Linked DNA regions of Homo sapiens: regions 2 and 3 are each linked to region 1. The links are chromatin loops, found by intact Hi-C in ENCODE. Cell type or tissue: PC-9. All regions are shown on one strand. Region 1 holds the start of LOC105371378 (a long non-coding RNA gene). Region 2 overlaps CRISPLD2 (cysteine rich secretory protein LCCL domain containing 2). Region 3 overlaps CRISPLD2 (cysteine rich secretory protein LCCL domain containing 2).

Region 1 (8,000 bases):
ACTCCTGAGGCTGTATTCGTGATGAACGTGTGGCTGCCCAAGTTTTGTTTTGCTCAGGCAGGATCAGCACACACCCAGCCACAGACAGGGAAGCCCAGAGCAGGGCAGAATATGGTCCCTCAAGTGAATAATTGGCCCAGGGATACAGAATTAGGTGATTCTAGCAAATCCAGACATTTTCTAGGGTGCCAGTGAATTTTGGGTCTGTCCCTGTTAGCTGTTCTTGAGATTTTGCACTCAACTTGCGATGGTTAATACGGAGTGTCAACTTGATTGGATTGAAGGATGCAAAGTATTGTTTCTGGGTGTGTCTGTGAGGGTGTTGCCAAAGGAGATTAACATTTGTGTCAGTGGGCTGGGAAAGGCAGACCCACCCTCAATCTGGGTGGGCACCATCTAATCAGCTGCCAGCGTGGCCGGAATAAAAGCAGGCAGGAGAATGTGGAAAGACTAGACTAGTCTTGTGGCCTCCATCTTTCTCCTGTGCTGGATGCTTCCTGCCCTTGAACATCGGACTCCAAGTTCTTCCGTTTTGGGACTTGGATTAGCTTCCTTGCTCCTCAGCCTGCAGACGGCCTACTGTGGGACCCCTTCTTGTAAGTCAATACTCCTTAATAAACTCCCCTTTATATATACATCTACCTATAGGTTCTGTCCCTCTAGAGAACCCTAACGCACAACGTTTCCATTTTATGTTGCAACGTTTAATGTTTTTGTAAGTTTCATAGTACGGTCTCCTAACTTTAGGTTATTTACTTCGGGAACTTTGCTCATTAACCTTGGTGCTGAGGCTACAGACTTAGTGATTTTCCTTCATTATCATTTAACATGCCTTTGTAGGTGGCATTTAAAGCAGTGAATGGTTACATTTTTAGTATGTTATAGGGAGATTTTCCTCGCATTTGTCAGTTGTTGACAACAAGACTTGGAAGTTCTCTTACAGGGAAGATGTCATGAAGTTTACCTGGTTGGTATGTTATTTGTCCACTAGCCAAGGAAGCGCAAGCCACTGTGTGTTTGAGGCAGGATGGAGAATGGAGGTCATTCTGGCCTCCACTGGTGTAACTATGGTTCAGCCACCCAAGTGGCTCACAGTGGCATTCTGCTTTCATTTCTCTCTCTCTCTCTTTTTTTTTTTTTTTTTTTTGAGATGGAGTTTTGCCCTCGTTGCCCAGGCTGGAGTGCAGCGGTGCGATCTCAGGTCACCGCAACCTCCACCACCCAGGTTCAAGCGATTGTTCTGCATGTGCCACCACACCCGGCTAATTTTGTATTTTTAGTAGAGACGAGGTTTCACCATGTTGGTCAAGCTTGTCTCGAACTCCTGACCTCAGGTGATCCAGCTGCCTCGGCCTCCCAACATGCTGGGATTACAGGCGTGAGGCACCGTGCCCAGCCCCTGCTTTCATTGCTTGATGTCATTGGTCATACCATCCTAGTCTAATGTGTGGGCAACGTGAGCAGGAACTTTGCAGTCAGCAAAGGCATCATCTTAGAATGTCTTTTATTTGGTGACGTTTCTGATTATTGCTGTCATAGACTGCTTATACTTGACCAGGCCAACTGGTTACAAAGTGACAAGCATAGTCCAAGTCAGTGGCTTTTGAACTATGGGAAATAACCCAATAAACCAGTGAGCTAGTATTGTACAGCCAACTCACGTTCATGAGTCAATGAGAATGAGCAAGTTGTAGCAGTGTGGACACAGCAGTCTCTTGGCTTCATTTCTCTTGGGAAGTGCTGAGTGCATCAAAAGAACTAAAAACAGCAAGAGACAGAAGACTCACAGTTTTTCTGGTACTTCTCTGGCTCAAGAAGGAAAAATATCTTGACTGAGCCTAGTGAAGACAGTATCTCTATACCAATTTCCTGAGGGTCAGTGGACTTAAAAGAGATTAGACCAAAATGTTAGTGTTTTTAAAATCCGTGTCTAGCAAGGCCAAGTGGTAATAGCCAACTCTACACGAAGTGTTTTGTGTTTCCTTTATTGTTTTTTGTTTGTTCGTTTGTTTGTTTGTTTTCTGAGACAGTCTTGCTCTTGTTGTCCAGGCTGGAATGCAATGGCATAATCTCAACTCATTGCAACCTTCACCTCCTGGGTTCAAGTGACTCTCCTACCTCAGCCTCTCGAGTAGCTGGGATTATAGGCACCTGCCACCACACCAGATAATTTTTGTATTTTTGGTAGAGACGGGGTTTCGCCATGTTGGCCAGACTGGTCTTGAACTCCTGACCTCGTGATCCATACACCTCGGCCTCCCAAAGTGCTGGGATTACAGGCATGAGCCAACACGCCCGGCATGTTTTTCCTTTAAAATCAGTCACAGCAAAAGTCACCGAGCAGACACTGTTCTGCCTTCTTCAGACATTTTCTCTGGCTTCCTAGGAATTGGGGTTTTTTTTGTTGTTTTTGTTTGTTTGTTTGTTTGTTTGTTTTAGTGTTATTCATCTTTTAGACTGGCCGTTCCCATCTTATTTGCACCTTTTGGGGAAAAGTTAACTTGCTCGAAAATGAAATGCACCCGATGGCATCTGCTGGCTTTACCTCATGGTGATGTTCCTTTATGAACTAGTGACCAAATGCTTCATTCTCTTTTCTGATTGTTTCCCTCCCTTTGCTCATCCCCCACCTCAGTAAGACATGTTACATCATTTTAATGAGCAAGTGTACATTTTTTTCCAGTGGGACTCAAATTGTACGTTTGCTTCTTGGTCGTACATGCATTTTGTTTCACGGATTTAGTTGTGTCTCCTGTTGTTCTGTGGTCAGGATACGGGATCATTTGCTAGGCACTGATTTGCTGAACACAGTAGTATTTCGTTGAGTGGCCCTTCCTTGGAAACAACTGGCAAGTAAGCAAACCTGGAAATCACTGTTCTGTGCTGTATTTTCAGTAAAGGGAATTTACACAGCGCTTGCTGCTGTGGGATTTGCAAACTATTTTATTTTGACTCTAGGATTTCACACAGTGATATGCTTAAGATATTTTTTATAATTTTTTTTTTTTTTTTTTTTTTTTGACAGAGTCCCACTCTGTAGCCCAGGCTGGAGTGCGGTGGTGTGGTCTTGGCTCACTGCAACCTCCGCCTACCGGGTTCAAGCGATTCTCCCTCCTCAGCCTCCCTAGTAGCCGGGATTAGAGGTGCACGCCACCACACCCAGCTAATTTTTGTATTGTTAGTAGAGATAGGGTTTCACCATGTTGGCCAGGATGGTCTTGAACACCTGGCCTCAAGGGATCCACCCACCTCGAATTCCCAAAGTGCTGGGATCACAGGTGTGAGCCACCGCGGACGACCTATAAAAACTTTTATCCCTTTCATTTTCTCATAGACTCCCGTTTAAGTTCTTGCTCTGTTTTGGGGGAAAGTGTTTATTGTTTGATTTTCTAATAACGAAAACATTAGAGTAGCTTCATTTATGCTGCCTGTTTCAAGCCAATACACTGCTCAGTTGTGTTTGTGTATTTGAAAAGTCCCCTGATAGGAACTTTCTGAGGGGTGCCTGTGTTGTTGGCACATTTGAGAACTAGACAAAATCTAACTCTGTGTCTTTTTTCTTTCTTTTTCCCCTATTATTTGGTTTTGTTTTTTTAACAACCCCTCTGGAGTGTGTTTTGGTTCATGGGATCAGGCCACGTGCCCTGGTTTTCGAGGTATAGCCTTGGCTTTCTTGGGTCGGGTCTAATAACCCTGACCTTGGACTTCCCACGTGTCCTTCAAAGAAAGCAATTATTTTTGCCTATTTTCTGAGTATGATGGTATTCTCCATTTGATTTAACAAAAAAATTCTTCCTCTGCTTTAAAAGACTGAAAGCCTCCCTGTAAGGTGCTGATTGCCTTCCAGATCTGAGGACCCCGTCTCTGCCTCATTCCTCCTGTTTCCATCAGAAGACACAGGTCTGGGACTCAGCGCAGCTGACCTGTCTGTCCCTCTCTGCACAGGTAACCACTTATTTATTGCTGCTTAAAGTAGAGCTTCTGATACCCATGGGGCTGGCAAGAGACCCTGACATTCTTGTCTTATTTTATCACATACAGTTTACTCCTGGGCTCTGCAGAGAGAAGTCAGTGCCTCAATTTTCCATTGAAATATGCACCCTTGGCATCCTGGCAGGTGAGCGGCGCCCCCTTAGGGCTAATACAGTGACATAAAATGTGTCATATTTTTGGCTGTGTGGTGGCTCATGCCTGTGATCCCCACACTTTGGGTGGCTGAGGCAGGCTGACTGCCTGAACTCGGGAGTTGGAGACCAGCCTGGCCAACATGGTGAAACCCCATCTCTACTAAAAATACAAAAATTAGCCAGGCATGGTGGCATGCACCTGTAGTCCCAGCTACTTGGGAGACTGAGGCAGGAAAATCCCTTGAACCCGGGAGGCAGAGGTTGCAGTGATCTGAGATTGCGCCACTGCACTCCAGCCTGGGCGACCGAGTGACACTTGGTCTCAAAAAAAAATTAATTGTCATATTTTTGAAAAAGTATATTAGCTTTGCAATGAGTAAAGTTCACTCTCTAGGAAGATGTCCCTGTTTCCTGTGGCTACAAATGCTCCCTGCCACACTGGGAGGCCGCACCTCACTGCGCCGGAGTGCAGTCTTCAGTGGGGTCCTCTGCTGTGACCGAAAGAAGGGTGCAGCCGGGCCTGCTTCCAAGGCTAGGGTCTGAGACCTGGAGTGTGTCCATGGATATCAGATGTTGAGCTACAGGGGACCGGCAGCCCACAGCAGCACCCTCGGTGGCTACCTTAGGGTGTTCCTGTGGGCCTCCCCCCACCAGCACCTCCCTCCAGCTTTCCTGCCTCCATCCCCCCTCCAGGACACTTCCTCCTCTGGCTAAAGGTTTGGCACCTTTCATTTGAGAGAGATTAACAGCAAACACACAGGGCTTTCTGCAGGCCAGGGCTGCTGCTGAGCTTTTGCCAGGCATTTGGTCCTCTGCCAAGCCCATGCATAGTTTCTGTCTACATTGTGCAGTTGGGGACTTGGCACCTGCCCAGCACCTATGCTTGGGGCCCCTCCTCTGTGCTGCAGGCGGGTGTTCACACCCTTTCATACCCGCTGTCATCTCCCTGCAGCCCACCCTGCTTGACGAGGTCATCACTGGTGCTTAGGAGTAAACTGGAATGGCAGACAGAGCCCAGTGGATATTGCAGAGGAACAGAAGGAAAAAGATGTGCATGACGCCTCAGTGCTTGCAGCATTAAAGCAAAAAAAAAAAAAAGAGCAAAGTAGCACAGTGATTAAATAGTCGGGTGCCTGCATTCCATCCTCACCTGCTGTGAACCAGCCACATGACCTTGGACAGGTGGCCTGGTGCCTCCTCTGGGTAGTGGCTGGGAGTGGCACTGTCACCTAGGCCCTGTCACCTAGGCCCAGGGGCAGGAGTAAGCAAGGTAGCAGGTGTGATCCATTAGCACAGCTGATGCTCAGTCACGGTGGCCCTGGCACTCCTCAGAGGGCCCCTGCCATGCCTGGGGGAGGAGGGGCTGCAGTCCGTGCCCAGTGAATGTACCACCTGCCTGACATCGCAGCGTCCACTCTGGCAGATGCGACACCACGCCTAGTGAGGTCTGAACAGGGACCCTCAGCAGTGCGCCCACAGGTGCACATGAGTGATGACCATAGCTGCCCGCTGGTTGTGCCCTCCTGGGCAGGAAGCACACCAGGGAGCCCTGGCAGAGCAGGCCCTTAGGGAGCACCCAGGAGGGCCTGGGGCTGGGGCCTCGATTCTGGGCAGCCAGCCTTCGGGACCTTGGTCACGCGCCTACCTGGACCTCTGCCCCTGCCTGCCCTATCCCTCATTAGAATCCCAGCCCTCCTGGCTGTTCTGGGTACTCTGATCAAGCCAGACAGTGCTAGTTCAGCACTGAGAGAGTGTGTCCTGTCTGGTCAGGGACCACCAGGGTAGACAGACATTCACTCCTAAGTTCCCACCGAAAAACAGCACGAGGGTATATTGGGCAACCAGGTGAAGACTGTTCCAGAGCCAGTTATCCCAGAGGAGCTAGGAAGCCTTTCCCTCTGCTGTCTTCCTTTTACTCAGACACGTCCTCCAGAGCTGGCTGCATGTGCATTCCCTCTGCTTTCCTGGAAGTCCCCTCCTTTCCATCTACAATGGGACTTTTAAAAATACTCACAGTCACTAGTGCACAAGAAGAACCATTCAAAGCCGGCATCCAACCTCAGATTTGCAGCAACCTAAGATTTGTTTGCAAAGGAATAGAACGATAAAGCTTCAACCCACCCACGTTTATAACTGAGAAGAAAACACACACTTCATTTGGTAAATACAGCAAACAACTGAAAGTATGCTTTGACTCTGTATTGAGGCCAGTTAGGGGATGGAAAGGGTGAGGCTAAGCAGGTAAAGGAAATGGAAGAGAAGGTCAGGAGAAGGAAAATGTGAGCTAGGCAGGCGGCTCATGCCTGTAATCCCAACACTCTGGGAGCCCAAGGCAGGAGGATCATTTGAGTCCAGGAGTTTGACCCCAGCCTGGGTGAAATAATGAGACTTTGTCTCTACTAAAAAAAAAAAAAAAAAAAAAGTTAAAAACAGTAATAAAAGGAAAATGTAGAGGGGAGAAGCAACTGAGAAGAGAGGGGAGAGTGAGAAGGAATGAGCAGGGAGGTGGAGGGCGTGGGGGTGGCTTTGTTTTGGCCTCATCTTTCCAGGGAGACAGCCCTGTGGCGATGGCCAGGCCACGATGCTAGGCTGCTCTTGGTCATTACCAGCCCCTGAAATCAGCGTCCTCAACCCTAGCCCTGTCATCTCTGCTGGGAGTGGGTCTCTATTTCTTTTCTGCAATTTACATTTAAAGCAGAGTTTACCCTGGAATTCTGAAGGTTTCGGTGTTGAGGTATGGTTTGCATTTTAGAAATTCATTTTGGAAATGTGAAGATGTCTTCTATGCGGCTTGAAAGCCCGTCTGACGTTCACAAGCTGTATGGCTCAGGTCTTCAGTGCCTGAAGGTTATACAGCAAACCCACCTTGACTTTGACTTCGGAGTCTTTTCCTCCTGAAGCCAAATCTGTTTCAGCATTCTGGTCTCGTTAATTCTCATGGTGACAGTATATTAATATGAGCCAAAGAGAAAATAAAATTCACTGAAAGAAAATAAGGCTGAGCCTCATTACGCCTGTAATCCCAGCACTTTGGGAGGCCGAGGCGGGTGGATCATCTGAGGTCAGGAGTTCAAGACCAGCCTGGCCAACATGGTGAAACCCCCGTCTCTACGAAAAATACAAAAATTAGCCAGGAGTGGTGGCACACGCCTGTAATCCCAGCTACTCTGGTGGCTGAGGCAGGAAAATCTCTTGAACCTGGGAGGCTGAGGTTGCAGTGAGCTGAGATTGCGCCACTGCACTCCAGCCTGGGCGACAGAGTGAGACTCCATCTCAAAAAAAAAAAAAAAGAGAGAAAATGAGAATAAATAAGCAGCCATTCCACCTCTTGGGTCAAAGCTTCCAAATTTGCTTTTTCTCCAAGGAGTGGCAGCCACAGCAAAACATCTTCTGCAGCGTCTGGCCAGGGCGTTACTCCAGCCCAGTTTTGCCCTGGACTAGATTGAGTCAGGTCGTGCATGGAACGCAAGCACAAACCACGGTCAGCTCCTCGAGACTGACCCACTGGCCCACTGAGCAGAGGAGCCCCTGGGTCTCTGGACGCTGCCCAGTTGTTGACATCCTGAGGCAGGTTTGCGGCTGATGGAGCAACAGGGACGGGCTGGGCCCGGCACCTTTTTCACGGAAATGATGAGCTCTGGACAGCAGTGATGCCAGGGCCCATAAAGCCTCAGGCGCCCGTCATTGCTGCTGCCTGCGTGTGCTCGCTCACCGCGACGGCGGCGGGCTGGAGGAAGCTGTGCAAGAGCCAAGTGTCTACCATGAGTCTGCATGTTCATATGGTTCAGATTTGCCTTGGAATCCCCGCGAGCCAAACTCTTTCATTTCACTTAGTAAAAGGGATGCATTGACTCAGATGTTCTGTCCTATTTA
Region 2 (8,000 bases), 67 kb after region 1:
TTCCCCACAGCCATGCCAGTGCCAGCCTTGAGTCTGCGTGACCTTGAGCCGCAGGGAAGCGGATGAGTGGCCAGCAGCCCTCTGCTCCTGCCTCCTCACTGTGTGCACGCCTTTCTGCAAATGCCGCTGCCCGCTGCCGTGCGCTCCGCTTCCAGACAGTAATTGTTACAAGACCTCTAACTGCCTCGACGACCACATGGCCCTTAAAAATGGTCATTTCCCCCGTGAGCATTTTCTCTTCATCGAAACCACTTTGTTTATACTTGCTGGTGACAGTGTGACTGTGGACTTGCCTCCAGTTTGGTTTTCTCCCTAGTTATTAAAAAAAAAAAAAATGGTGCCAACCTTGGCAGCCAAGGCTGAAGCAAGGGGGTGGTGGGCATGAAGCGATGACCCCACGGAGGATGTCCAGGGACAGGTGCAGCTGGTGGCTGCAGATTACAGGCATGCACCACCTCGCCCGGCTAATTTTTGTATTTTTAGTAGAGACGGGGTTTCGCCATGTCGGCCAGGCTGGTCTCCAACTCCTGACCTCAGGTGATCCTACCGCCTCAGCCTCCCAAAGTGCTGGGATGACAGGCATGAGCCACCATGTTCGGCCTTAAGTGCACTCACGTCTTCATCAGGTTTTGTCTTAGACAACAATATCTGTGAAATACGGGCTTCATGGGCTGGATAGTTTTTCTCCAACGTACCTGAAAATAAACACCTAATTGACATAAGAAAGGACTCATTACTTGGGAGGCTGAGGCAGGAGAATGGCGTGAACCCGGGAGGCGGAGCTTGCAGTGAGCCGAGATCCCGCCACTGCACTCCAGCCTGGGCGACAGAGCGAGACTCCGTCTCAAAAAAAAAAAAAAAAAAGAAAGGACTCATTAAGAGCCAGGTGAAGAGATTCCTGCACGTGCAGGTGGTGTATGAGCCACCTGAGGAGCCTACTAGAGACCCCAGGTGAGCTCCTCAAGGATAATGGTATTAAGCACCTGTACCAGGTGCTGCTGGAATTGAGGGTTATTCCCCCACCTCGGCCTCCCTCCCTCCTCGCTGCCCGTGGCTGCTCCTGGAATTGGGGGCTATTCCGCCTCCTCGGCCTCCCTCCCTCCCGGCTGCCCGTGGCTGCTCCTGGAATTGGCCGCTATTCACCCTCCTCGGCCTCCCTCCCTCCTACCTGCCCGTGGCTGCTGCTGTCTCCACTGGTGGGTGAGGGGAGGGGCTGGGACTGAGTGAGCGGTTTCTGCCCTGCAGGTATCGCTCTCCGGGGTTCCATGTGCAGTCCTGGTATGACGAGGTGAAGGACTACACCTACCCCTACCCGAGCGAGTGCAACCCCTGGTGTCCAGAGAGGTGCTCGGGGCCCATGTGCACGCACTACACACAGGTAACTCGGGGACTTGCCACGACCTCAGCCCTGCCCCCCAATCCCAGTCATTCACCCCCTGCCCCTGGGGGATTGTCAAATCTGTAAAGCCTCTGCGCTGTTGTTGCCTTCATTTTTAAAAATTCAGTTCTATACAGAGTACAGCTGGGAGAAGAAGCTGTTTGTTACCAGCAAGGTCAGAAACTGAGTGAGCACTACAAACTCTTTTTTTTCTTTGAGGCAGTGTCTCCCTGCTACCTGGGCTGGAGTGCAGTGGCATGATCTTAGTTAGCTTAGTGCAGCCCCAAACTCCTGGGCTCAAGCAATCCTCCCACCTCAGCCTCCTGAGTACCTGGGACTACAGTTGTGCACTACGAGGCCTGGCTAATTTTTGTATTTTTTTTTTTTTTTTTAGAGATGGGTCTGGCTATGTTGTCCAGGCTAGTCGCAAACTCCTGGGCTCATGCAATCCTCCCCGCTCAGCTTCCCAAAGTGTTGGGATTACAGTTGTGAGCTACTGCACTCAACCGAGAAAACTTCTATGGCAATTTGACATTGTGGGGCATTTTCATTGTGTGGGAGTCTGTTTGTTTGCTTGCTTTTTTTTTTTTTGAAACGGAGTCTCCCTCTGTCGCCCAGGCTGGAGTGCAGTGGCACGATCTTGGCTCACCGCAACCTCTGCCTCCTGGGTTCAAGCGATTCGCCTGCCTCAGCCTCCTGAGTAGCTGGGACTATAGGTGCCTGCCACCACGCCCGGCTAATTTTTGTTTTTTTAGTAGAGATGGGGTTTCACCATGTTGGTCAGGCTGGTCTCAAACTCCTGACCTCATGATCCGCCCACCTCAGCCTCCCAAAATGCTGAGATGACAGGCGTGAGCCACCGCACCGGCCCACTTGCTTTGCTTTTTAAGAAAATGTATGTATCTTCAATGGGTTAGGGACTAATATCTGCTTCCCCAACCCTTCACCTCGTACCTCTTTAGTGCCAGCACCTTATACATCCAGGCCAAATGATATCACCCTTTTGTGCCTTATCCCTCGAGCTGTGACACACAAATGTCATCTTTTCAGATAGTTTGGGCCACCACCAACAAGATCGGTTGTGCTGTGAACACCTGCCGGAAGATGACTGTCTGGGGAGAAGTTTGGGAGAACGCGGTCTACTTTGTCTGCAATTATTCTCCAAAGTAAGACAAGTTGATGCCGTTGTATGGGGTGGGGGTTGGGATGTGTTTGCTTGCCAGGGAGCACCCAGTGAAAACTGGCTTGAGCAGCGAAGTCTTTAATATCTCACATAACAAAGAATCTAGAGTTTAGTGCATCTGGGTTAGCGTAATAGCTAAGCAGTGTCAACAAGGACTCGGGTTCTTTCCGTCTTCCTGCCGTACCATTCTCTCCTCATGGTCCCAAGATGGCTGCACAGCACCAACATCACATCTCCCCAAGCACAAGGAAGGATGGTCAAAGGGCTCTCTCCTTAGGTCTTTTGCACACTGGCATACTTTCTCCTTATGTTCTTTGCCAGAATTAGACCAATCATAGATGAGGGGGAAAAAGATTGCCCCAACTGGCTTTGCAAGACGTCCTCTGGGACCAACTGAACAAAGTCAGAAGTGGGAATAGCTGCTGGCTGGGCAACCAGCATGGTCTGCCCTGGCAGTATGATTATTTTTCTCTGAAAACATGCAGTAGACAGCACCCTAGAAAACACATGTTCACACAAAGCCTAGCTTCTCTGTTTCCCTCCAAAGAGGGTCCACATGCGGCCTCCTGATCATGGTGCCTCCTCCGCCTATAGCATGCTCAGCTCATCAGTGTGGTGTCCAGCCCTTGACTCATTTGCTCATGGGACAAATATGTGCTGATTCTTGGAGAGTCACTCCCCCAGTTCATGGCCTGAGGTTTGCATGCTGGCCGCTGGCCACCGCCGTTCTTGCCCCGTGCCCTGTGTAGAGTGGGCCCCGGGGCATGTTTGCTCAGTGACTGAATGAAATGGGAATGACCTCATTTATTTGTTTTGGGTCAGGAGTAGTTATGAAAAGGTGGGATGAAGGGGGAATCGCTGAGGTTGGGAGGAAAAATAGAAGCCCTCTCAAAACCATCTGGTGTGCCTGCGGTGGCGTGGCGCGGCTCAGCAGCCCACATGGATGAGCGCAGCGGGTGTGTCATTGCCTGGGAGGGACGCAGGCACCATGCAAGAGCAGCAGACTGGTCCAAGGTGGTGGAATTCCTGGCCCAGTGGCAGGTGGTGAATGAGGAATCATTTGACTTGACTCTATAAAAAATAGACACTAGAAGGTCCTATCAGAAATGAAATTATTTCCTTCTGTAGCTGCCCCCTGCTTCCTTAAAAGAAGGAATAACCTCCATATGGTAAAATATACTCATCTGAAGTATACAGTGCGACACAGTCTCACATGCATTAGTCTGTTGGGGCTGCAACAACAGAGGCCACAGCCTGGGCAGCTTACACATCAGACTTTTATGTCTCACCATTCTGGAGGCTAGAAGTCCCCTGGACCAAGGGGTGGCAGATCAAGGTGTGGCAGATCAAGGGGTGGCAGCATCGGGCTCCAGTGGGAGCTCTCTTCCTGGCTCACCAACGGCCACTATCTTACATGGTGGTGAGAGATGAGGACATCAATCCTATTGGGTCAGGACTTCACCTGTTGACGTCGTTTAACCTTAATTAGTTTCATCAAGGCCCTGTCTCCAAGTACAGTCACATTGTGGGTGAGGGTTTCAACACTGGGATTTGGGGAGACACATAATGAAAGTCCACGGCAATAGCCCTCTACCCGTGTAACTACCATCCAGATGGAGATGGACAGTGTCTCCCATGCCCCAGAGGCTCTCTCGTGCCCTACAAAGTGCCCACCATTCTAGCATCTTTCCCATCGGTCTGTGGTGTCTGGTGTGGGACCTCATATGAAGGGGGCCACACAGCACACTCCCTGTACCCCCAAATGGTGTTTTGCTCAACATCACATTGGTGAGGTCTCCCCGTGGTGTTGCGTGATCACCGGTTCTTTCCTTTTGTCTGCTGCATATTACTGCGTGCTGTCCATGGCCTCTGTCTTAGAGAGAGGGCTTGAGCCCCTGGGCTATGCAGGACACTGTCCCAGGCACCAGGGTGAGGAGGGTGGCTGGGAGGGTGAGTTTGGGTGTGGGGGGGGTCAGATCCCTTGAGGGGGATTCCCAACCCGACAAGGGGTGGGGTGGGTGTGTACACAGAGGGCCTTGTGTGTGAGGGAAGGTACTTCACGGTGCTATTCAAAAATTAAGGAGACTGGCCAGTGCGGTGGCTCATGCCTGTAATCCCAGCCTCCTTTGGCCGAGGCAGGAGAATCGCTTGAGTCCAGGAGTTCAAGACCAGCCTTGGCAACTGGCAAAACCCCATCTCCACGAAAAATACAAAAAGTTAGCTGGGTGTGGTGGTGCATGCCTGTATTCCCAGTTACTTGTGAGGCTGAGGTGGGAGGATTGCTTGAGCCCAGGAGGTTGAGGCTGCAGTGAGCTGTGGTCACACCACTGCACTCCAGCCTGGGTGACAGAGCAAGACCCTGTCTCAAAAATTAAGGAGATTATTTGTCTGCAGGACCTGGTGCCCAGCCAGCCTTCCACCAATGCCAACCCTGAGTGTTAGGGTTGAGCTGGGAGCGTCAGTGGTGTGGTTTGTCTGAGGAAATATAGAACCGTAGACACAAGGGGAAACTTGGCAGGGGCAGTGGGACGTACCCACGACAGGGCCACGATCATCTGAGAAACCTACTGGGCTTCACCCAGAGACAGGATGGGCTCTGGGACCTCTCGGTCCCTTGGTGATGTTCTTTTTGGGGGAGTCATCCCGAAGACCCCCGGGGATCTGAACAGACGATTTCTGAGCAGGGATGTCTTGTGGCATGGCACGGACGCGATCATTCTGCCTCCGGAATGTGAGAGGGTGGAAGAGGCTGTGTGCACGTCATAACAGTGCCCAGTCAGACAGTGGCCAGCCCTGTCCTCCCCACACTGCACGGCCCACTGTCCCTCCCCTGCCCACAGGCCCCTCGGTGAGGCCAGGGTGCTTCTGGGGCCGCGGGAAGTTCTAGGCCACTCTTGTAAGGACGGATGCCTATCAGACCCAGAGCGTGTTTCCTGCCGTTTGTCTTTGGCCAGCACTGGCAGGGCCCCTCCCCATCTTCCCTGGAAAGCATCAGAGCGTTCCCCGCACAAGCCTGTGGATTTCCCCAACGCTCAGAGCACAGCCTTCCCCGTGAGTCAGGTGCCGGTCCAAGGGCTTCCCCACGGTCACTCCCTCAGTCTCACAGCAGCCCTGCTGCCGTGATCCCATTTTACAGAAAGGGAGACCGAGGCTGGGGCTGGAGGAGGCTGGCCGAGGGCACATGCTGGCAGCCTGGGGCCCAAGCCGGGGAGCCTGCTCTTCACAGCCCAGGAGCCGCAGGAAGGGCCTGGGGATTCCGCTCACCACCTCTACCTGGCCCCTGGAGAAAGCCTATGGTGCGGCCTCCAGTTTTCCTGCCCCTGGGAACTCCGGAGGGAGGCAGAGGGCAACTGTGACCCAAGAGGGACCTTTGATCCAGCCCCTAGAGTAGAGTGTGCCTAAGGCTCTGAGCCGGACAGCCTGTGTTCAAATCCCAGCCCCGCCACTTGCTTGTCCTGTGACCTGGGGCAAGTCACTTAACCTCACTGTGCCACAGTTTCCTCCTCTGCAAAAATATTGAATTCCAGCTCTTCCCTCCTGGGGTGTTGGGGAGATGGGGTGAGGAGTGCAGTGAAGGCACAGACCAGGGATGGTGTGTGGTAAAAACTGGGAAACGCAAGCCGTCTCTGGGACAGGCTGGCTTTACACATTTGAGAAATGGCTTAAAAGGGGGTCCTGGCAGCTTTTCAGCGCTAAGGTGTTGTGATCTAGGGGCCCTAACAGTGTTCAGAGCTGTGTTGGTGGAAGGGGGGCCACGGGGCTGACAGCCAGCCAGGGCAAAGGTACTGTGTGGAAGGGCATCTTGTAGCTCCCTTCTGCAGAATCGCTGGGATTCTGGAGCTCTCTAGACTCTCTGTGCACGGGAGAGGCCTGGGATAGCCATCTTTCCCGCTTCCCACAGCACACAACCTTCCCCCCTGACCTGTCAGTGGCGGTGTTCAGGGACTCACGTGGGCCTTGGAAGAGGATCAGTCCCGAGGCCTCACGTCGTGGTTCCCTCTGACGGTTGTTTTTGGGTCTGTCCTCAGGGGGAACTGGATTGGAGAAGCCCCCTACAAGAATGGCCGGCCCTGCTCTGAGTGCCCACCCAGCTATGGAGGCAGCTGCAGGAACAACTTGTGTTACCGAGGTAGGAAATTTACTCCCAACACTTTTGCAATGAATTTGCCCTCAGTCTGAGTCATGCGACAGCGTTACATGAAACAGGGGAATTAAAGAAGTCAGTCACCCCTCCTGGCCCTATTTAAGACGCTCTCAGCACATTCCTCCCGCCTCCGTGATGAGCTGAGCCTCATCTCCAGGGTCTAGGCTCAGCTTCCAGGCCCCTGGAGAGCCCCACTGCCCCGAGACATGGCTTCCCATGGGCATCTCCTGTGCCGGGCTCTGCAGATGCTGGACACAGCATTAAATGCAGACGCACTGCTCACCCTCGTTAGCATTCACAGTTTCATATAAAATAGGCCACGGGCTGGACATCGTGGCTCACACCTGTAATCCCAGCACTTTGGGAGGCTGAGGCAGGAGGACCATATGAGGCCATGTATTAGGGTTCTCTAGAGGGACAGAACTAATAGGATATATATAAATATGTATATATGAGTTTATTAAGGAGTATTAAACTCACGTGATCACAAGATCCCACAATAGGCCATCTGCAAGTTGAGGAACAAGAAAGCCAGTCTGAGTCTGGAGGTGGAACAACTTCAAGCCCGATGTTTGAGGGCAGGAAGCATCCAGCACGGGAGAAAGATGGAGGCTGCTCCCAGTCTCCACCTAAGTCAGTCTAGTCTTTTCACATTTTTCTGCCTGCTTTATATCCTAGCTGCACTGGCAGCTGATTAGTTGGTGCCCACCCAGATTACGGGTGGGTCTGCCTCTCCCAGCCCACTGACTCAAATGTTAATCTCCTTTGGCAACACCCTCACAGACACACCCAGGATCAGTGCTTTGCATCCTTCACTCCAATCAAGTTGACACTCAGTATTAACTATCACAAGTCCACCCCTTGTCAACTTGAACCCATACACATCTCCTGAGATCATACATAATCTTCAAATAAAGACAATAATAAGATCATAATTACACTAACATAATACAACCATCCTTCGTAAAACTGGAAACTCACCAATCCCCAACCCAAATACTATGACATAAAGTTAACAATACTTAAATGCTGATATGAAGTTAATAAATCTTATGTCCCATGATGAAGGAAAAAGGAAATAACATGAAGATATTTTCTTAGTACAAGTGTATACATGCACAAGCAAGTTTTTAACAAAAGAAGGAGGAAATACTCATAACAATTACAGTCCTCATATCTGCAACTGGTCACGTGGTTATAGCTGGTATTGATGACTACCTTCTTCTACTGCCCATTCTGTATTCCCTTTGCCTTCAGCAAGCACCTCAGCAGGTCATGGTTTTTTTCCTGGTGGA
Region 3 (8,000 bases), 57 kb after region 1:
CGGCTCCGGCCGCAGAGGCTGGCACCGGGGGTGGGGCCTGGGCCACCAGCCTGCTCTGTTCCCCAGCCAGCTCTGTTCCCCAGCCAGTGCGTGTGATGGCTGGCTCAGGGTCTCCTCTGGCAGGGGAGGATCCCGGCTCTGTTCTGTTTTGTTTGTTTGTTTTGAGACAGGGTCTCACTCTGCCACTGACGCTGGAGTGCAATGGCACAATCGTCATGCCCTGAAACCTTAGACTCCCGGGGTTAAGCGATCCTGCTTCAGCCTCCCAAGTAGCTGGAACTACAGGCATGCACCATGGTGCCCAGCTAGATTTTAAATATTTTGTGGAGATGGGGGTCTTGCTACGTTGCCCAGGCTGGTCTTGAACTCCTAGGCTCAAGCAATCCTCCTGCCTCAGCCTCTCAAAGTGCTAGGATTATAGGCATGAGTCACCCTGTCTGGCTCTGGCTCTGTTCTTAACATTCTGCCAAAACAACACACGTGGGTTCCCTGTGCAGAGCCTGCCTCGTTGCCTTCATGTCACTCTTGGTAGCTCCACTGGGAACACAGCTCTCAGCCTTTCCCACCTGGAGGCAGAGTGGGGAGGGGCCCAGGGCTGGGCTTTGCTGATGCTGATCTCAGCTGTGCCACACGCTAGCTGCACCACCCTGACTTCTCCTTAGCCCGTGTGAGCCTCACTTTCCACTTGGAGAGTCCTTCCTCGCGTGGTTGCCATGACTGTGAGATAAGTCGAGGCTGTGAAGGGCCCGGCACAGACTGACCCTGCCTCCCCAACCCCTAGGCTTTGCTAACCGGGAAAGGAGCTAACGGTGACAGAAGACAGCCAAGGTCAACCCTCCCGGGTGATTGTGATGGGTGTTCCAGGTGTGGTTGGGCGATGCTGCTACTTGACCCCAAGCTCCAGTGTGGAAACTTCCTTCCTGGCTGGTTTTCCAGAACTACAGAGGAATGGACCACAGTCTTCCAGGGTCCCTCCTCGTCCACCAACCGGGAGCCTCCACCTTGGCCATCCGTCAGCTATGAATGGCTTTTTAAACAAACCCACGTCCCAGCCTGGGTAACATGGTAAAGCCCCGTCTCTACAAAAAAATCCAAGTTAGCCGGGCATGGTGGTGCGCACCTGTAGTCCCAGCTGCAGTGGGACTGAGGTGGAGGTGGAGGTGGGGGGTGGGAGCTGAGGAAGGAGGATCGCTTGAGCCTGGGAAGTCAAGGCTGCAGTGAGCTGAGATTGCACCACTGCACTCCAGCCTGGGTGACAGAGCAAGACCCTGTCTCAAAAAAAAAAAAAAAATCCACATCTCCCCCAGAGTCTGAGTCTTTGCCACTTTGTGGGTACAGGCATCATCATGTCTTTGGAATGCACCCATGGCCCCCTGCTGTGATTGCTCTGAGAGACACGCTGCCGTCTCATCTGTGTCTTTAAAGCTGTGGTCACGTTCCTTTGCCACAGGCTGAGCTGGCCTGGGTGATGACCCGTGTCTCCCCCACAAAGCTGCCATGGAGGGTCGTGGCATGAGGGTTGAGTGGCTATTACGTGCCACGTGAATTGTGTCCTCTTTAATCCTGACAGTAATCCTGGAAAATAGAAAGTATTAGCACCAATTTGCAGAAGAGAAAACTGAGGCTCAGAGAGGTTCATCTTTAAAGGACTTGTACAAACCACACAGCTACAAATGTACAAATGGTGAAGCTGGGATTCAAAGCCACCCTGTCTGTCCCCAAAACCTGCACATAGAAGGTGCTAATACGTATTTATTGTTTCTGTTTGTTTGTTTGTTTTTGAGACAGAGTGTTGCCCTGTCGTCCAGGCTGGGGTGCAATGGTGCCATCTCGGCTCACTGCAACCTCTGGCTCCTGGGTTCAAGCAATTCTCCTGACTCTGCCTCCTGAGTAGCTGGGATTACAGGCTTGCACCACCACGCCAGGCTAATTTTTTGTATTTTTATTAGAGACGGGGTTTCACCATGTTTGTATTTTTATTAGAGACGGGATTTCACCATGTTGGCCAGGCTGGTCACAAACTCCTGACCTCAAGTGATCCACCCACCTCAGCCTCCGACAGTGCTGGGATTACAGGCATGAACCACCGTGCCCGGCCTATACATATTTATTGAATGTGTGGGTAGGAGGCTCTGCTTCTCTGCCTTCCACATACCTGATATTTAATCAACTGGTGAATTCTATGTATTTTTGAGTGCCTCCCGTGTGCCCAGCACCCCGTGAGATTCTTGCTATAAAGAGGTGGACAAAGCAGATGAGGTCCCCGTCCACACGGCACCTCCGGACTAGTGTAGCCAGGAAGTATTTGTGGAGCACCTTCGATGTGCCAGGCACTGTCCTGGATTCCCGGAAGAGGCATGATTATGAGTTGTGCAGAGTTAGATGAAGAAATACGGGGAGCTGCAAGAAAGAACGTTAGGGGTGGAAGAATCCTGACTGAGAGGGAGGAGTAAGGGTGGCCCACTCTGCGGAGGAGCCATCTCAGTTAAGACCTGAAGAGTGAGCATGGTTGAGCAAGCAAGCGTGCAGGGAAGGGTGTTCTGGGCAGAGGGAACAGAAGGTGTGAAAGCCACCACCGCCTCGTGAGTCTCTTTCCTTAACGGGAGAAAAGCTTCGGGTCTCAGAGGAGCTCTCAAAAAGCCAGCAGGGCCATGGCTCATTTCTGAGGGAGTGAGGCCATTGGAAGAGGTCAGAGAGGCAGGCAGGGGCAAATCACACAGGGCTTTGAGGCTAGGTGAGGAGCCTGCCTTTTTTTCTATGAGGAATAGAGTTTTGGTATTGCTGAAATGGGGGTAAAAAAGAAAAAAAAAGAAACAGGGTTTTTTTGCGGGAGAGGATGCATTTATGACTGTGAAGCACTTTTTTTTTTTGAGACAGAGTCTCGCTCTGTCCCCCAGGCTGGAGTGCAGTGGCGTGATCTCGGCTCACTGCAACCCCCGACCCCTGGGTTCAAGCGATTCTCCTGTCTCGGCCTCCCAAGTAGTTGGGATTATAGGTGCCCACCACCATGGCCAGCTAATTTTTGTATTTTTAGTAGAGACGGTGTTTGCCATGTTGGCCAGGCTGGTCTCAAATTCCTGGCCTCAGGTGATCCACCCACTTCAGCCTCCCAAAGTGCTGGGATTACAGGAGTGAGCCACTGCGCCTGGCTGTGAAACACTTTTGCTGCTGTGCGGTGTTGGGGATTGGAGGGCGCAGCAGGAAGCAGGGAGGCGGCTCAGGTGACGGGCAGGTGAGGAGTGACGGGGCGGTATTTGGGCGGGAGGCGGGGAGTGAAGAACAAAGAGCCGTTCCGGAGACCTGGGAGGCATTGCCCATGGGTCAGGGCTACACTGGTTTTCTGGCTGGGCTTTCTGTCTTTCTCCAAGCTCTGGACACACCGCACCGTGAGAAAGGCTCCTGGAAGCAGAGCAACCCTGCCCGGGGGCTGTTTCTGAAGGGGCAGAGCAGAGGCTGGAAAACCTGCAAGCCTTCCCTCAGAGTCACTGCGTTCCCTCGTGCCACGCTCCCCTCCTCTTCCAAGTCAGTTAGCCTCCCTCCCTCCCTCCCTCCCCGCCTGCCTGCCTGCCCGCCCTCCGTCCCTCCCTCCCTCCCTCCTTCTTTCCTTCCTTCTTTCCTTCCTTTCTTTCTTTCTTATTGTTTTTTTTTTGAGACAGATTCTAGCACTGTCGCCTAGGCTGGAGTGCAGTGGTGCTATCTCGGCTCACTGCAACCTCCACTTCCCGGTTCAAGCGACTCTCCTGCCTCAGCCTCCTGAGTAGCTGGAACGACAGGTGCGCACCAGCACACCCGGCTAATTTTTGTATTTCTGGTAGAGGCGGGGTTTCACCACGTTGGCCAGGCTGGTCTTGAATTCCTGACCTCAGGTGATCCGCCCACCTCAGCCTCCCAAAGTGCTGGGATTACAGGCATGAACCACTGTGCCCAACCTACGTTTTTCTTTTTCGCCGCCAATTTCTGAGAGCAGAGGGGGCTTGTTGGAACATGCTGTTGGGAGAGTTGCTTTATGAGAAATGAAAGGAAAGGGGCCATGGGAACGTTGAGACCCATTGAATCCGCGCATCCCTGGTGGCTTGGCCTTGGTCCTCATGGGGCAGGGAGGCCCCACGTCTCTCTGGAGAGGTTGTCAGCATCTGGGACTGGAGCTTGACTGAGCTGCGACCCCCAGGATCCCAGATGCTTCCCGCCTCCCGGTCTGGAGCAGGCTGGGTTCATGCTGGTCTTCTTGTCCCTGCACTGTGTGGTCCTCCCGGTTTCATGCAAGACTTAGTGCCAGTGAAAGGAGCTTCTTTGCAGCAGGGAAAGTCAGGCCGCCCGGGCAGCCCAGAGCAGGCCTTTCATGTTTTCCTGTTTGTTTACTTGGTGATGTTTCAGGATTGGAGCTGGGATCTGGGTCCTTTGGTCTAAAAGGCCGGCCTGCTGGGGAGGCTGAGCCTTCATGGATGCTACTGAGGCTACCTCGGAGCAAGGAGGCTGAAAGGATGGGGTGGCAGGGGCCCTGCCACTCAGCCCGGCACCCTCAGCACTGCGCTGCATTGCCCCTCTGCTCTGGTTCACACCCAAACAAGCAATGCAGATTTGAGAAAGCGGCTTGGAAACGTGGCTTCCTGCTCAACCCTGCCTGCTGTGGCTTCAAGCCACAGTCCTTTGAAACAGCCTTAGCACTGAAAGGTGGATTCTAAAACCCCAAAGAGTTGAGCAGCCCGTTCTGAGGTTTTATGAGTGGACAGGCTCTGGAGCCAGCCTGCCTCCGTCCAGCCAGCTCTGTCACTGGCCAGCTTTGTGACTTCGGGCAGATTGCTTAGCCTTTCTGTTTATATTTCCTCACCTGCATGATGGGAACAAGAAACCCTTTCTCATAGGGTTGTTTGGAGGAGGCAATGAGATAATGCATAAATCAGTTCCAAGTAAATGTGAATGATGCTGTTATCATTTAGTATATTGCACAGTCAGCATGTTGCATTAGCATATTTTAGTAACTTATGATTTTCGTGGGATGGGTCTGGCACTTGGTTACAGTATGCAAGGCAGGAAGAGCCCCCTTAGTAGCCAGACAAGAGGGGGTTGTGAAAGACTTCCTGGTTGTGTGACCTCAGGCATGCTACTTAACCTCTCCAAGACTCAAGGTTTGTTGCCCCTTGGCTGTTGAGGAGTCTTGCTGGGACACGGGGAGAGAGGGAAGTGAGGCATGCGGTTGTGTTGGGCAGGTACTCCCTGCTGGGGGGTCCCAGGGCTAAGACAGGACTGTCTTCCCTGAGCATCTGCTGTGTGCCCGGGGCTGGGTGTGCAGAGGGCAGGAGGCCAGCCTCTGCCTGCTTAAAGCTGGAGCATCTGTCGGGAGGACTCCAGGGAGGAAGTGCAGCGTCAGCTGCCAGCTGTGCCAGGGCTGCCTGGCATCTGTTCCTCCACAGAGGAGAAAGGACACGCTTGCTCTGTTCATGGAATTCTCTCCCCAGGAGTCATGTGTGTTCCTGGGGCCAGCCTGTCTTCAGAGTCTCTGCCCAGACCCCTGCTCAGGCCCCACTGATTCAGGATGGGCCGTGCTGGGAGGTGAGCAGGGCTGGGCAAGCTGAAGACGTCTCTTGTCAATTTCTTCTCATTGTGGTAAAGTATACGGACTATAAAATTGACCATTGTAACCATTTTTAAGTGTGCAGTTCTGTGGCATTAGGTACATTCACACTGTTGTGCAACCATCCCCGCCATCCATCTCTGGCACTTTCTTTTCTTTTCTTTTCTTTCTTTTTTTTTTGAGACAGAGTCTTACTTTGTCCAGGCCCGGCTAATTTTTGTATCTTTAGTAGAGACGGGGTTTCACTATGTTGGGCAGGCGGGTCTCCAACTCCTGACCTCAAGTGATCTGCCCGCCTCAGCCTCGCAAAGTTCTGGGATTACAGGCGTGAGCCACTGCTCCGGGCCCATCTCCGGCACTTTCTATCTTCCAACTGAAATGCGGCATCCATTCATCTCGGGGCCCTTCTTGCTGTGTTGCCCTGCGGGTGGCCAGTGAGAGTCTAAAATCCCCTGCAGGGGCCCTCGTCTGCTTTTCTTTGCAGGCCTGTGTGTCGCTGACGTGGATAAAGCCTCCCTGACTGCAGCCAGGCCCTGGGCTGGGCATCTTGTAGGCTTCCCCTCCCCATTACTGCTCACAGTGAGGGCCATGGACATACCCACATTACAGATGAGGACAGTGAGGCTCAGAGAGGGTAACTGCGTGCCTAGGTTCACACTGCCATTCCAGGACCAGCATTCAGAGCGCCAATCCAACGCCACCCGGATAATTGATTTCTAGCCCCTGGCCTAGGAATAGCATCTGATTATTACCTGCTGTGGTCCACACATAACTGCGTACATGGAGACAGCTCAGGGTCCAAGGTCCTGAAGACCTGGGTTCAGATCCTGGTTCTGTGACTGGCTGTGGGACCCAGGGAAAATGGCATTGCTTCTTCAAGCCTTGGTTTGCTTGCCTGTGAAATGGAGATAAGGGCCCGCTTCGGAGCCCCCTGTTAGAATGCAATGAAAAGGTTGGGGTAAAGCCCGAGGCCTGGTGTGCCTGGAACATGCGTAGTAAGGAGAGGAAGCCTGGTGTGCCTGGATCATGCGTAGTAAGGAGAGGAAGCCTGGTGTGCCTGGAACATGCATAAGGAGAGGAGACTGGGGTCATCGGGACAGGCTTCCAGGCCAAGACCGTCCCTAGAGATGGCTGCTGACCTTCCCTTGTCTTCCACACAGCGTGCCGTGTTACCCTCAGAGGTCACTCAGCATGGCCACTCCTGTTTCACAGACACTGAGGCCCAGAGAGAAGGCACCTGCCCAGGACCTCTGGCAAGTTAGAGGCCCAGCAGGAGGCCTGAGGATAGGCTTGGAGCCGGCACGTCTGGCCTGCCACGCCCCCCTGGCTGATTTAGGAACCCAGCAATACAGCAGCAGAGCATTGGCTGTAGGCTCCACAGGAGCCCAGGCTGGGGCGTTGCTGTATTTATGGTTCTTATGCCCCTCCCTCACCCTCACCTCCTGGTGCCCGTTTCTCCTTCTCCTGCAGACCTGGGATGACGAACTGGAGAAGTCTGCTGCAGCGTGGGCCAGTCAGTGCATCTGGGAGCACGGGCCCACCAGTCTGCTGGTGTCCATCGGGCAGAACCTGGGCGCTCACTGGGGCAGGTAAGAGCCACAAGTTCCTCTCCGGCTGCCGCAGGACCCCACTGCCGTGTGCCGGGCTCAGCACTTGTGCCCCTTATCAAGTTTAGCCTGCAAAGAGAGTGAGAGAGACCACCCGTCCCATCGATATTCTGGGAAACTGAGGCTTGGCATCCAGGAACACTCCTGAGTGACTGACAAAATGTATTCAAGCTTGGTTGGCTGACCCCAGACACTGATGATTGATTAAAGTTTGTAGTTTGGGTTTTCCTTCTTCCTTTCCTTCTTCCTTTCCTTCTTCCTTTCCTTCCTTCCTTCCTCCCTCCCTTCCTCCCTCCTTCCCTTCCCTCCCTTCCCCTCCCCTCCCCTCCCCTTCCCTTCCTTCTTTTCTTGACAGGGTCTTATTCTGTCATCCAGGATGGAGTGCAGTGGCGCAATCTCGGCTCACTGCAACCTCTGTCTCCTGGGTTCAAGTGATTCTCGAGCCTCAGCCTCCCAAGTAGCTGGGACTATAGGCATGTGCCACCACGCCTGGCTAATTTTTGTATTTTTTGGTAGAGACAGGGTTTCACCATATTGGCCAGGGTGGTCTCGAACTCCTGGCCTCAAGTGATCCACCCACGTTGGCCTCCTCAAGTGCGGGGATTACAGGCATGAGCCACCGCGCCTGGCCTGTAGTTTGGGGTTTCCATTCCATCTCCTGTGCAGGGTTCTTGAGTCCCCGTTCCTGTGGGGTGAACTGCTCTGTTCATGGTGGGTCATTTCTGTCTGGTTCTGCTCACTGTTTAAGGCTGAGCCAGGTTCCACCCTGTTGGGAAGATGCCCATTGCCTTCCCCGCGTCATCCAGCCGTCGGGAAGCTCA

The links. Peaks named below come from ENCODE experiments on the same cell type or tissue, not always from the same donor. Only the 100,000 strongest peaks of a DNase experiment are listed, where the experiment ranks them.
Region 2: it touches region 1 in a loop (8-fold over the local background); 3 of 110 quality-filtered maps call a loop at or near these places.
Region 3: a loop joins it to region 1, with 5 times the contacts of the local background. A loop is called at or near these places in 7 of 110 quality-filtered maps.

The regions. Positions count from the first base shown.
Region 1 is chr16:84,781,371-84,789,370 of GRCh38, forward strand. LOC105371378 (a long non-coding RNA gene) reads left to right here and starts at 3,226. Exons shown (of 3, transcript XR_001752293.2): 1 at 3,226-3,945; 2 at 4,042-4,117. In PC-9, CTCF peaks have their summits at 4,151 (motif pointing left) and 4,377; DNase peaks (open chromatin) are centred at 4,981 and 5,291; H3K27ac peaks cover 410 bases.
Region 2 is chr16:84,848,140-84,856,139 of GRCh38, forward strand. CRISPLD2 (cysteine rich secretory protein LCCL domain containing 2) reads left to right here. Exons shown (of 15, transcript NM_031476.4): 4 at 1,246-1,378; 5 at 2,429-2,544; 6 at 6,590-6,690. Among named protein-coding and RNA genes, the nearest start is that of CRISPLD2, 32 kb to the left of the region's middle. RefSeq lists an enhancer at 2,872-3,373. In PC-9, no CTCF peak of the experiment used is centred here; a DNase peak (open chromatin) is centred at 3,312; H3K27ac peaks cover 1,025 bases.
Region 3 is chr16:84,838,744-84,846,743 of GRCh38, forward strand. CRISPLD2 (cysteine rich secretory protein LCCL domain containing 2) reads left to right here. Exons shown (of 15, transcript NM_031476.4): 3 at 7,043-7,161. Among named protein-coding and RNA genes, the nearest start is that of CRISPLD2, 23 kb to the left of the region's middle. RefSeq lists an enhancer at 6,128-6,857 and a silencer at 7,640-7,876. In PC-9, no CTCF peak of the experiment used is centred here; DNase peaks (open chromatin) are centred at 1,358 and 3,288; H3K27ac peaks cover 1,784 bases.